Linked DNA regions of Homo sapiens: region 1 is linked to region 2. A link is a loop called in an ENCODE intact Hi-C map of the cell type or tissue named here. Cell type or tissue: stomach. All regions are shown on one strand. Links, peaks and the distances in the headings refer to the core of each region. The heading gives the core; the rest is flanking DNA.

The links. Peaks named below come from ENCODE experiments on the same cell type or tissue, not always from the same donor. Only the 100,000 strongest peaks of a DNase experiment are listed, where the experiment ranks them.
Region 1: a loop joins it to region 2, with 6 times the contacts of the local background. A loop is called at or near these places in 17 of 110 quality-filtered maps.

What each region holds. Positions count from the first base shown.
Region 1 is chr3:166,010,066-166,017,417 of GRCh38, reverse strand. No RefSeq gene overlaps it. Among named protein-coding and RNA genes, the nearest start is that of BCHE, 180 kb to the right of the region's middle. In stomach, for the core only: a CTCF peak has its summit at 4,125 (motif pointing left); a DNase peak (open chromatin) is centred at 4,147.
Region 2 is chr3:167,028,306-167,035,657 of GRCh38, reverse strand. No RefSeq gene overlaps it. Among named protein-coding and RNA genes, the nearest start is that of ZBBX, 350 kb to the left of the region's middle. In stomach, for the core only: no CTCF peak of the experiment used is centred there; a DNase peak (open chromatin) is centred at 3,187.

The DNA of each region.
Region 1 (7,352 bases), core at 1,637-5,636, 1.0 Mb after region 2:
GTGTGTATATATATATTTTTATATTTATGTATATACACACACACACACACACACACACACACACAAACCATGGAATACTACTCAGCCATAAAAAGGAACATAATAATGGCATTTGCAGCAAACTGGATGGAATTGGAGACCATTATTCTAAGTGAAATAACTCAGGAATGGAAAACCAAACATCATATGTTCTCACTTATAAGTGGGAACTAAGCTATGAAGATGCAAAGGCATAAAAATGACACAATGGACTTTGAGGACTTGGAGGGAAGGGTTGGAGGGAGCTGAGGGATAGAAGACTGCACATTGGGTACAGTGTACACTGCTTGGGTGATGGGTGCACCAAAATCTCAAAAATCACCACTAAATGTTTCATGGATAAGGTGACTTACTCATGTAATCAAATATCATCTGTTCCCCCAAAATCTATTGAAATAAAAAAAAGCAAAAACAATTTATATTTCTAATAAGTTCCCAGGTGACACCAATGGAGCTAATCCAAAGACCAGATGTTGAAAACCATTGTATTCAAGATATTCTTAGAAAATTAAAATGATTTGGGTAGTTAAATTACATGTGACATTTTTGTGTGTTTGTTCTATCATATTCTATAGTGGCACATTTTAGAGTTGTATATGTATTGTTACTGTGACAACACATTTTAATATTCTAGTGCTGTTTCAAGTTTAATTGAGAAGGATATGGAGAATGCTCAGTCTGTATATGTTTATGAAGAATAAGTCAAGTTCATTTAAGCTTCATGCCTGTTTTTTACTTGCTTATCTTTCAACATTGTACTAATACTTAAATTTGGAAAGTATTGAATGTATTGCTGTAGTATTAGAGACAAATTCTATAATATAGAATCTTTACCCAGCAATCTTATCCACCTCCTGACAAGTACAGGTCCCTATATCATTGAACAAGTCTCTAGGTAGCTAAGTGTAATTATTGCACAAGCAGCCTCCTTCTTTCTCTCTGGTCAGTGCTTCCTTAGCTTTTTTCTCCAAATGGTTCATTTATTTAGTTAATTTGAGCTAAATATGTGTCACAGATTCTATGTTTGGAGAAGTGCAGAAACCTTGTTTGATCTAGCTTCCTTTGTTGTAATAATCAGGAAATTGGCACATTTTAATCTCTAAATTAATACTTTTATAAATTAATAAAATAAACTAAAATTCTTGTCTCGATTCCACAATTTTCTATTTAATAAAAATAATGGAATAACTTATATTTAAGCTTAAAGTGTGTTTAAAGGTGATAACCAAATTAACATTTTATTCATGAGATTTTAGTTGACCATAAGCTTGAAGAGTTACCTTACATTTTAATCATTTGAAAAAAACAGCTACAAATTATTAAGTGATTATTCGTTGACCTGCATGTTTAGAAGTGTAGTGCTATTGATATGAAAACTGTAAATTCTATTGTTCAGCTTATATCTGATATATTGCATTTATTTCTGAGTACTAGATTTCAAGAGGCTCATAGATACACCACAGAAAAAAAAACAACCCTGATGGAGAGGTGACCAGAATAAGGAATCTTTCTAATCATTTAGACAATATTTTATTTTAAACAATTTAACTATTCCTCCTTTAACATAAGATAGATTTGGAACAAAATGAGAAGCTATAAGAAGGTAATACAACATATTGGTTTTCTTAATAGTGTTTTCTAAAACTGAGATAGAATCTTTAATGAATCTCTGAATTGGTTGCCATCGTCACAAATTAAAGGGAATAGAATCACAAGTCAAGGATTTTTATGAAAGTGATCATTCTAGCAAATGGATGGCAGAAATAAACAACTTTTAAGAGGTGCTATCACTCCTAGCTCTAGTCTAAATTTTGTTCATGAGACAGAGATTCTACAATGTAGAGGTCTTCTGACAAAGAAAAAACCCTAAACTGTTTTAGAAGCCCCCAAATAACAGTGACATCTGACTCACAGGCAACATAACCTCAATTTTAGAACACAAATTAAAGCATTATTTTTAAAACAAATATTGCTTACTGTTTCATCACTAGATCAAATTTTCAAGTAAAGGCATGACATATATTTTTATATGAAATCAGACTTGTTGAAATGTTCTTATTTGAAAGGTACTCTCTGGAAAAGATCACCAGAAAGCCATTCCTCTAATGTTAAAACTAACCATTTAGGAAAAGCAAAAAAACTCTAACTCCTTCATACAACAAAACAATTAGATGGATAAAATATTTGTATGTTAAAAAATTAACAGTGTCACAAAAGTGACAACAAAATATATAAGTGAATATTTTTCAATTCTAATCATAGGGAATGAATGCCTTAATTTGAAATAATAATACTCAGACTCTCCAAAGCTAAAAGTTGATATATTTCACTACCTAACCTTTTCGACTACTGTTGCTAAAATCTAAGTAAAACAAAATAAATCAAGTCTAAAGAAGAAATAAAACTGAAAAATGTTATTAATAGTTGACTAAGAATGTATTTTCTTACCATAGAAAGAACTCCAAAAAGTAGAAAAAATATTCAGATCTAGTGAAACACTAATAGAAAAGAAATACATGATGAGTTTATACCTAATTGTTAACAGGAATGAAATTGATATTGAGTTTAGGAGGTGTGCTATAAGAAAGAAAACTTGCTTTTATCATGTTTCTGTATTATTTAGCTCTGAACCAAGAAAACATATTAAATTTATAGGATAAAAATTAATAAAAATATGTATTAAATGTCCTGCAAACTATTATAGATAAATATTTATAGTGGGATACAAGTTGATAAAAATATATCTGTATTGGCTAATATATGTAAAATATATGGACAATTATATACAACATTGATGACAGTGGTTACTCTGCTGGATACAACAAAAGTTTTGAAAGGAGTATTTTTAGTTGTCATTCTGTAAGCTTTATTCTTTAAAAATAAATACATATTTATTTTAAAGTAAGAATATACAAAATATGTATTAATTATTGCATATAACCAAATGCAATATAACATGATGCATATTAATTATTTACCACTGAAAACTTTCATCAAAGTAACTACAATCACGCTTTCACTATCAAAAATAAATACTTGAGTTATTGGCATAAATATTGAAATTCAAAATATGGGATTTGTGGTGCCATTGATCCATGCCCAAGAATGTCACTTTCTTCCTCTCTCCTAGAGGCAAAGTAAATAGAATAAATTTTGATTAGAACATAAAAAATTGATTGACCATATTAACTTACTAAGTAGCTATTAAAAGTCTACTGAATGTTATGCTAGGAAAAACATTAATATCAAATGTAATTCCTTGTACATGTAAGGTCTTGTACATTTTCTCCCACAAATTAAAAATAATGGCCAATGACAGAGGAAAATCATAGTATAAAAACAAAATAAATATTTGTACATGGAAGTACCTGTGGTCCTTCTAAATTCTAGTGAGATGTGTACTTTCTTAGCTAATACTCTTATCCTGTGATGCTGACATTGCCTTTCTTTCTCAGTATCTTATCATTTTTCTGGACACTGTTCAAGATCTTATAGTTTCTCAGTTCTGAATAGGTAAGAGGAACTGTTAACTTGTTTGTTTTGCTCATAGTAACTGTTTAAATTAAAATCTTTTACATGAATTCAATAAGTTAAATAACTACAATTTAATTTTGCTACTACAGAATTGGGACAAAGTATTTTAGAAAAATCAAATATATAGATTTATAAATTACTTCTATTCAAAAAAACCCATGAAATTTTAAAATAAATTACTCATACATATATGTATATAAAATTCAGATAATAAATAGAATATTACTAAAATATTTTTCAAATACACTCATACTGTTTTTGAATAATCATGTTTATCATATATAAATTACACATAAATATAAGGTAAAATTATAATTTATAAAGTTTATAACTATAAATGAATTATATATAATTTATATATTTCTAATGATTTTCTTATGTTAATTGATAACTTCTACACATAATTTCTTGATATATTGCACACACACTACCAAATTGCCTCATGGATGGTATCATTTTTTTAAATACTTGAACAATGGTTCCATTTAAATGCAAATAGCACCTGTCTTCTAAAACTTTTAAGACTAAAATAATCTATTAAACACACACCACATTATGGTAACACCGCCATCTGCTGGATAGGTTTATCAAATTTTTGATGCTTGGTAATAAGTATGACCATTACTGCTATTTAAAGTTGTAAATTGCAAGAAATCATGAATCTACATTTATTGACTATCCACATATCTACAGTTTCCTCTCAATAAATAAAATAAGAATTCATATAAAAATTAGGTACATTAATTTTTTTTAGGTTTGGTAAAGTTTTTATTATTAGCTATAAACAATCAGATTTAATGAAGCAATATATCTGCTCATAAAAAGTATAAGGGATTATTAGAATTTTACACAAAATATCCCTACTCACAGAAGGCCTAATGGAATAAAAACAGTAATTAAAATGCCAAAAATAATTTTTGGTGTTTGACACCGGGAAAATGAAACATTTTGCCTAATTTTTGATAGTGTTACATGTTGAGATATGACATGTATGGCATTTCCATTGACACAAAGCCTTGCTTTTTAGCTCAAACACATCTCGTACTTTCTTTAACTTTCCCTTCAACCTTTATTTTAAGTTCAGGGATAAATGGTCAGGATGTGCAGTTTTGTTACATAAGTTAATGTGTGCTTTGATGATTTGTGGCACAGATCACCCCACCTACTAGGTAATAAGCCCAGCATCAATTAGCGATTTTTCCTGATGCTATTCCCCCAACCCCACCCCAACAGGTCCTGTGTGTGTTGTTTTTCCCCACCATGTGTCCATGTATTCTCATCATTCAGCTCCCACTCATAAGTGAGAACATGTAGTGTTTGGTTTTCTGTTCCTGCATTAGGTTGCTGGAGAATGGCTTCCAACTCCATCTATGCCCCTGCAAAGGACATGATCTTGTTCTTTTTTATGGCTGCATAATATTCCATGGTGTATATGTACCACATTTTCTTTATCCAGTCTATCATTGATGGGCATGTAGGTTGATTCCATGTCTTTGCTATTGTAAATAGTACTGCAATAAACATATGCATGCATGTACCTTTATAATAGAATGATTTATATTCCTTTGGGTATGTATCCAGTAATGAGATTCTTGAGTCCAATGGTATCTCTGCCTCTAGGTCTTTGAGGAATAGCCACACTGTCTTCCAAAATGGTTGAACTAATTGACATAGGTACATTAATTTTTATGAGACAAAGAGATTCTGCAACGGAGAGGTCTTTTGCCAAAGAAGAAAGTCTAAATAGTTTTAGAAACCCTAAGACAATAGTGACAATTTGACTCACAAGCAACATAAATATGGTGTTCAATTTTTTCTTATCCCACTAGACACCAAATTTATGACCAACATAAAAATAAATAAATAAATAAATAAATAAATAAATAAATAAATAAATTGAGTAAAGCCACATTGCTGCTTAAAACTTGACTCTCTTACCAGACTTGTCACTAGAGATTTGGCTAAATGCAATTAAAAGTGAAACAAACACTTGACCTAGAAGGAAGACATATGATTTTTCTGGCTTCAAAAATAGAATGTTCTATGGTTAAAAAGACAGCTAGGTACTCAATGGAGGAATCCTGATAAACCCCAAAGATGAAGGCAGTGATTGGCATGTTCTTAGCTCCGTGAGGGCAGAGAACATCTCCTTCTGAACATTATTTCCTATTGTATAGCTATATTCATTAAATGATATTGGGCATGACTAACTGTTATTGATTGAAAAGCAACCCTAAGAAGAATAATATTTGGGCAGTAGAAATCTTTTTTAGAATGAGTAGCCACAGTGTATTGGAAGCTCTTTTGATGTGTGGCTGTCACATATATAAAGAACAACATTAGAAAGGCTTCTTTTTCAGAGTGAGTAGTTACTGTAAGCAGAGAACTATTTTTAAGGTTTTCCTTTAACTGAGTACAAAAATGAAAAGTGTCAAAACCATGTAAAAACACAAGAGGTCAAAAGCCAGGGACTTTTATTGCTAATCAAAGAGTTGCTGTCACAAAACACTTTTGTTGCTATAAACAAAGCAGAACTTTAGTTTTAATTTCGTTCTCTAGATACAAAAGAACATATCTCAGCTATAAAGCTAGAGCAAGTAGTAATAAAGAACAAACTGTCTAAAAAGATGAAAATACATTGTTTTGATTTGATAAACATTATTTTGTTAAGAATGCTTAAAACAACCTATTGGAAATTACAGAAAACTAAATTGAAGCTGTAGTAAGCAAAAGAGTGTAGTACTGATATAAAAATAAACACATAGATCAATGGAATGGAAGACAGACCACAAAAATAAAGCCATAGACCTACCACCAACCGATCTTCAACAAAGTTATCAAAAACATTTGCACTGGGGAAATGACATCCTGTTCAATAAATGGTGCTGGGAAAATTGGATAGCCACAGGAAGAATGAAACTGGGCCCATTCCTCTTATCATCTACAAAAATTAATTTGAGATGGATTAAAGACTTAAATATAATACCTGAAAACTATAAAAATCCTAAAAGAAAACCTGGGAAAAACTCTTCTGGATATTGGCCTAGGCAAAGAATATATGACCGAGTCTTCAAAAGCCAACCAACAAACTAAATTCATGACAATTGACAAAATAATATAAAAGAAGGTAATTATAAGAAAATGTGAAAGATACGGAAAATTCAGTCTAGGAAAAACAAGCTAAAAAAGAATGAGATAGTGGGCATGGTAGCATGTGCCTGTAGACCTAGCTAATCAGGATGCTGAAGTGGCAGAATTGCTTGAGCTCAGGAGCTAGAGGCTGCAGTGAGCTTTGATGACGCCACTGAACTACAGTCTGGGTGACAGAGTGAGACCCTGTTTCAGAAAAAAAAAAGCAGAAAAAATACAAATTATGTATTACTCAAATAAGTGATAGGCTGAACATGGTGGTTCACACCTGTAATCCAAATACTTTGGGAGTCTAAGATGGGAGGATGGCTTGCACCCAGGAGTTTGAGACCTGCTTGGGAAACATAGAGTGACTACCATCTCTACAAAATTACAAAAAATTAGGGGGGCATAGTGGCATGTGCCTTTAGGCCCAGCTACTTGGGAGGCTGAGGTATTAAGATTGCTTGAGCCCAGGAGGGTAAGGCTGCATTGAGCCAAGTTTGTGTCATTGCAGCCTGGGGGACAGAGTGAGACCCTGTCTCTAAAAAACATAATAATAACAATAATCACAACTATTTTGGACGGGCACTGTGGTTTACGCCTGTAATCCCAACACTTTGGGAGGCTGAGGCAGACAGATCACCTGA
Region 2 (7,352 bases), core at 1,565-5,564:
TATAAGGAACTTAAACAAATTTAAATAAAAAAACAAAGAACCCCATTAAAAAGTGGGCAAAGGACATGAACAGACTCTTTGCAAAGAAGACATGCATGCAGCCAACAATCATGAGAAAATCTCAACATCACTGATCATTAGAGAAATGCAAATCAAAATGAAAATGAGATACCATCTCACAGTAGTCAGAATGGCTATTATTAAAAAGTCAATAAAATAACAGACACTGGCAAGGTTGTGGAGCATAAAGAACACTTCTACACTGCTGGTGGGAGTGTAAATTAGTTCAACCATTGTGGAAGACAGTGTTGCGATTCCTCAAACACCAAAAGACAGAAATACCATTTGACCCAGCAACCCCGTTACTAGGTATATACCCAAAGGAATATAAATCATTCTATTATAAAGACACATGCATGTGTACGTTCATTGCAGCGGTATTCACAATAGCAAAGACATGGAATCAACCTAAATACTTATCAATGATAGACTAAGGAAAATGTAGTAATGTACACCATGGAATACTATGCAGTGATAAAATAGAATGAAATCACGTCCTTTGCAGGGACATGGATGGAGATGGAGGCCCTTATCCCTAGCAAACTAACACAGAAACAGAAAATCAAACACCAGATGTTCTCACTTATAAGTGGGAGATAAATGATGAGTACACATGGACACATAGAGGGGAAAAACACACATTAGGGCCTTTTGGAGGGTGAAGGTTGGGAGGAAGGAGAGGATCAAGAAAAACAATGGGTACTAGGCTTAATACTTGGGTGACAAAATAATCTATACAACAAACCCCCATGACACAAGTTTACCTATGTAACAAACTTGCACTTCTAGCCCTGAACTTAATATAAAAGTTTTTAAAGAAACATTATCTGTTTCCATACACGATATACTTTGATTAAAATTATGGAATAAGGTTGATACACATTTTATTTTAGAAACATCCATTGCAAAGAAGAATCTGGAACAATATCCCAGTATCTAGTTCTGACATTTAGGCATGGTGAATTTGTAGTACTATCAAAGGTTAGATTTAGAAAGGATGTAAAATGTATTCTTGTCCAATAATTTATGGTTCAAGAAACCCTTTATAGAGAGGTGTTTAGACTGAGATAATATTTACTGCAGAGATATTAAATGCCACTTTTACTGTATTTTGAATTCTAATGTATTTTGAATTCTACAGCAATCTTGTGAAGTTGGGCATTTTTTGTCACTAATTTAAAGATAAGAGAGATTTGAAGCTATGAGGTAGTTGCTGTATGCCTGTTAGCAAGTAGTTAATCAGATTTACACCAAGTTGTCTTTTACCAGTAAATACTTGTTAATGAATAGATCAAGAAATGGACTTACAAGAATGATGTAACTCTGTATCCAACACATCATTCTTGTACCAGTATATAATTATTTATTTTAGTTTATCCCATTCAACAAAGCTTAATTGACTTGTATGACCTTAACTTAGCACTTTCCACTAAGATTAGTATAATTATAATGGCACATGTCTTTGCTGATAAAGAAATGACCTACACTGATTCATTATGAAATATATATGTGCAAATTCCAGACCCATCAAAAATTGATACTTTGGACTTATTAACGTTGATTTATGATCTACCCAGGAAATTACATGAGTGGGCAGATATTTAAGTCCCTAGGCTTTTCCACGTTACCCTAAAATAGAAACAAGTGTGTATTTAATTACTCCCATATGTGGCTCCTCTTCTAACAGAATTATTATAACAATTAGAATATTTGGACATGATTCAGTAATTTTGAATAATTTGCAACCTAAAGCGCTGGTGGAAAACACAAATTTATTTCTAATTATATTATTTTAAAAGTCTGACCACACTGCACTCCAGCCTGGGCGACAGAGTGAGACTGAGTCAAAAAAAAAAAAAGTCTGACCAATTAATAAATGATGACATTTAATTTCTGAGTATAAAATAAAATTATTTTAGGTGTCTTGTGTTGAGAATATTATCAATTCTACTTGATAATTAAACATCTGTACTTACATTAATATTTAATTCTGCTTATAGACGTCCACGTGGTAATGAAAATCTGTAAGAACTTTTCATTCATTTATAGAGTAGATATAAAAACCCTTGAGAACTTCCTAGAAGCTGGTATTTCTAATAGGAGAAGTAGTAGCAAAATGCAAAGAGATGGTATATTATGTTCACAAAGAGAGTAAATTGTTGTCAAATAATTAATATTTTAGCATTATTTTTGAGAATAGTCAGTGATTATTTTGAGAATACTCTGATTTTATTTTTCGAAAGTCAAATCTTTGTTAGAATATTGTTCAGGACACTTTTTAAATAAGACCACTCCTTCTTTTTCCACATTTTGCTTATTAAATTTTATAAGATGTAAATCAAGGTAGAGTAGCTTATATAGACCTGATTTTGTAACACTGAGTTATAATAAAGTTGTATAAACAATATCACAAAATATGCTTGCATTAGAGGCAAAATGTTCTGGGTTTTGATGCCAGCATTATCATTCACTAGCTGCAAAAGCTTGGCCACTTTTTTCTATATGCCTGAACCTCAATTATTCTATCTAAAAAGTGAGATATAGATAATGTTTACATCAGAGAGTTGTAAAAAAAAAAAAACTAACAATTACTTAGCATTTAACATATACTTAGTAGGCACTTTCAGACAAACTATTTATCTTTTAATCTTCAAACCAACAATGTGTAATAAGAATTATAACCCAAATCATTTTCAAGATAAAAAAATAACTTTCCATGTTTATATGGTTTAATGTGATTGATAAGGAAGATAAATTCACTTGGTTCAAACTCAGGACTACGTAGTTTAAAAGTTCATGCTCTTTGCGCTATACCAAAATGTTAAAATCTCATGAGAAAATACTTAATACATGGATGGCACTCACCAATTGTGAGTGTAAGTGGATGTGGGAGTTTTTCACACCCAATGCAAAATTCACCCTCTCTTTAAATCTCACTTTTTTTTAGCTTCAATTCAAACATGAAACCAGAGGGATACATTCGTGTGTGTGTGTGTGTGTGTGTGTGTGTGTAAATACCTTTTAGTTTATGATCCAAACCAGATTCAAGTGAAAACATTGGACATTTTTTCTCTGGTTGCAAAATGACTTAGCTTCAATGCGATTCTCAAGTAAGTAACCAACAGGGGGCATGAGAACACTGCTATTAACTGTCATTGGTGCTTGTCTGGTTTAACAAGTTTTCATCTGACATTTCTAAAACACTTAAAATATTATTCTAGCTGGCCGTAGTATTTGTAATTGCCTTACTAGATCTAGTTGCTGAAATTTAGTTTATTAATAAAGTGCTGTAACTCTTTATTAATAAAGTACAATTAATATTGTAATAAGTGCAATATTAATAAATCAAGCATTTTTATTAGCCAGGCATGTGTAGGGGAAAAAGTTAAGATTGGGAATTCAAATGAAAATGATTTAAATTAGCACAGAACTGAAAATGAAAATGTGATGCACATAAATGGCCCCATTATTGCAAGATAACAGAATGCTGTTCAGGCATTTTTCCTGTAACTGAGCAGACCACTAGTTAATTGTATATCTCTTTACTCTCACACTTCCCAATAGAAACACTTTTGTCTCTGCTATTTATTATGAAAGAAAACGTTTAAAGAGGAGAGTACAAAAAAGTTTGGGGCTGAATTCTAGAATGAATCACCATTCAAAAGAAACCTAATAGTATGCCAGTTGTTTTTATTCATATAACGTCAAATAGAGAATTATGTCTTTAATTTTCTATCAAATTTTGCTTACTGGTGCATTTATCGGGAGAGACTGAGGAGGGAAGTTGTACTTGGTTTTTTCCCTGCTTCCCACCGGGAAATTTAAGAGTCCTGAGAACTTTCAGGCAAGCTGTAGAACTTTACAGATATAACTTTTATCTGGGATTCTCACGAAACGTGCCAGAAAGGTCTTGTTTTGCTTAAGAATGGAAAGACCAAAGATATGACTGATTTTCCTTGCGGCTGAAGTAAGATAGAACGAGAGGAGAACCAGATTTGTGGGTTAAAGGGGGAACAGGTGACCTGCAAACGGTGCTGCATACTTGCTCTTGGTTCTTAAAGAACCCGCTCCTCCCCCCGGGGCTGATTTATTCAATACTCATACTCCAGATTCTTTATCAGCCGTGTCATTATGATAAGGATTTGCTAGCAAATTAATTTAGGTCAAACTTTTTCTCCCATATTTCTCTGGGAGTATTATAAAACAGTTCCAGACATGTTGGTTTCATATAGCAAAGTGACTATTGCATGTTACATATGTGTTAAGTATGATAGCACTCAGTTGTAGATGTGTGTTTGTGGTTTCAGGATCTTAGGATAAAGAGGAATTGCCTGCACATTTTCCCCTGGGCTAAGGTAGTTATGTAGATGTACGTTGTAATCTTTTGTAATTGGTTTATTCCAGGGTTTGTTTAGGACTTCACCTTTACTTAACTTAAAATAGATCACAGTTCTAAGAGGGGATTAGAGCCCAATCATAAGATTGGGTGAGTCTGTCCAGACACTGGACCTATTTCAGATTGAGTAAATGACAAAGCAATTTCCTGTTCTTTAACGTTGTGTTTCTATTACCAACCTTATTTTCCTTATTTCTGCTTTCCTCCCCAGTCAGCCCTAAAGACTGTCTCTCTCCGCTGTGAATCTCTCTCATCTTACATATCTAATCCACTTCAGCTGAAATCCATATTCCCAGTCACATTAGAATTTAGATGTCTGAGAACTCAGTTAAGAAGCAACTGAAATACATTTATCAGGCAAACTTCTCCTGATTTGATAAAGGACACTAATTATAGTGTTCAGAAAGTCTAAATTTTTGTCTCAATTTTCACCTCTCAGAATTTTACATTTTCCCACTTTTAAATAATTAAAATGCAGTCTTCACTGCAGCCCTGCCCTTGACAGTAGTGTTTTGAGTTTGTTTGACAGTGGTATTAATAGATTTTCTCTAATCCACCCTCTCTTGTCTATTTCCTCTTGCGACCAATAGAACTCATTTGGTCCGTAGCCATAGAATTGAGTGAAACTAACTGGCCCATATGGCAATTGAACTTGCAATCTTAACGTTATTAACACCACACTCCAACCAGCTGAGCTAACAAGCTAAGAAAATCAAATTAAACACTATACACAGCTCCTGGTTAATTACATTTTCCTCTTTTGGGCTCTTCATTATGGCCACTTTTTCCAATTACCAGCTTCTAAAGGGTAAGGATTGAGTCTATGGGGCTCTTGTTCATTTTGCTCTTAGTTGAAATTATAGACTGGAATGTGCTACTTAAGTTCAGGCAGCAAAGTCATGAGCATATACTAGCAAAATTATGGTACCTAATGTTCTTTGACAGAGGTTGAAGGAGCACATTTCAAACATCCCAAGAAGACAGCTGCTGCATTTGTAGTCAAAAGGAGTGATGGAAATGGGCTTGGCAGCTCTTTGATTCATTTTCTGTGCATCTCCTTTCCCGTCTCTGAATCTTAATCTTATTTCTGCCCCCATTCCTACCTTACTTCCTGCTAGAAAATATGTACTGTGCTTTCATGTGAACCCTGGATTGCAGATGAAGCCTGACTTCTAATCATGCTTAATGACCTGCCACCTTAACATTATAGCTGAAGTGCATATCTATTGTGTCCAGAAATCTGACTTTCTAAGTAGTATATGTAAACAACAACAATCTGTCTGTGATTCTTGATAATTAATCCAGTGTTCTACTCATCAAGCAGCAGTGCGAACAGGACCTAATTCTTTCTTTGCGTAAATTGCCAGGCATGGATAATAATAGTTTTACTAAATTTAATTCATTTTAATTAATTAACATTTTGATGTGTATGCATTTATAAATTCCCTAGGCATTTACCATATTAATGTTTTACGATGAACCATCATGTCAACAAATATTGCGTCTGAAATGTTTAAATACGCTGGATCTTTGAATGCATTGCTAGCTTTACTTTATGATGCATTATTTAAGATGTTGGTTTTTGAGATTGAGAGAAGTCAATTACAGGCTCATAGAGTGTCTTTTAATACAACCTTTTAGTTTGTATTCCTCTGTGGATTAACACAATTTAGGAGACAATTTAATAGAATAAAATAAACGCTAAATATCAGTTAATAATTATAAACCATTCTAGTACTCAAGTTCTGCAAGGAGTCATTTTTGTCTTATTTATTACTTGAAATAGTGGTCATTAAATTTGTTTTCTTGGAGAAAAAGCCAGGTTTCTTTTGGCAGATATACAGAGATCATGTACTTCAACTTCATTTTACACATGGAAAAAAAAAAAAGTAAAGAAAAAACAAGAGGCATAATGAGGGAAAGATCTTCCAAGCAAGATAGTATTATAACCAAGAGACAGCACCAAAGTCGCTAAATGTTGTGAAATTAATTTTGTCCCACACCCCAAAAATTCGTATGTTGAAACACTAACCTCCAATGTCACTGTATTTGAAGATAGGGCTTTTGAGGAGGTAATTAAGGTTAAAAAAAATCATGAGTGGGGTCCTAATCCCAAAGGACTAAAGTCCTTATATGAACATCAGAAGTAAAATGCACGGAAGAAAAGCCATGTGAGGACACAGAGAGAAGGCAGCCATCTGCAAACCAGGAAGAAAGAGCTCACAATAAACCAACCCTCCCGGCACCTTCATCTTGAACTGCTAGCCTCTAGAACTGTGAGAAAAAAAATTCTGTTGTTTAAGCCACCCATGCTGTGGTATTTTGGTAGGGCAGTGAGAGCTAATACACCAAGTTTCTGCTCAAAGTTCTTCTGTCACCCTATACTGCTACTTCTGTGGTTAACAAAAAGTATACCTTTTAGCTATGACATGCATCATTCTACAGGTGCCGTAAGAGCTGACCTCCTCTTAACATAGTAAAATTAATTTTAAAATCAAATAATGGTAGTGAAGGGAATGACTGGCAAGTACTGGATCCCTCCTCTATGCTCAGAGCCTGGCACAGACACTGGCACAGAGCTAGTGCTAACCTACCTAAGGACCTCTTCCCTCCTTCTTTTCAAAAGTACTCTCAGAAAAAATTGTTACTTTACAACTTCATCTGAATAATCCTTCCATGTTTTATCTCTGGAAGATAAAGAGTGGTATCATGTTCTCTTGTCTATTTTTGATGCAAAATTCTAATCAGGTTCTTGACCAATGGCTGATAAGACCTGGAGCCCAAGGCTACTGCACATTTTAAAAGTAAGAAAAAATAGCCTAATAATTCAGCAAAATTCTTTATTGTAAGCATAATACAGGCAAAAAGAAATTATTTTGTTTTAGGAGTACTGTTA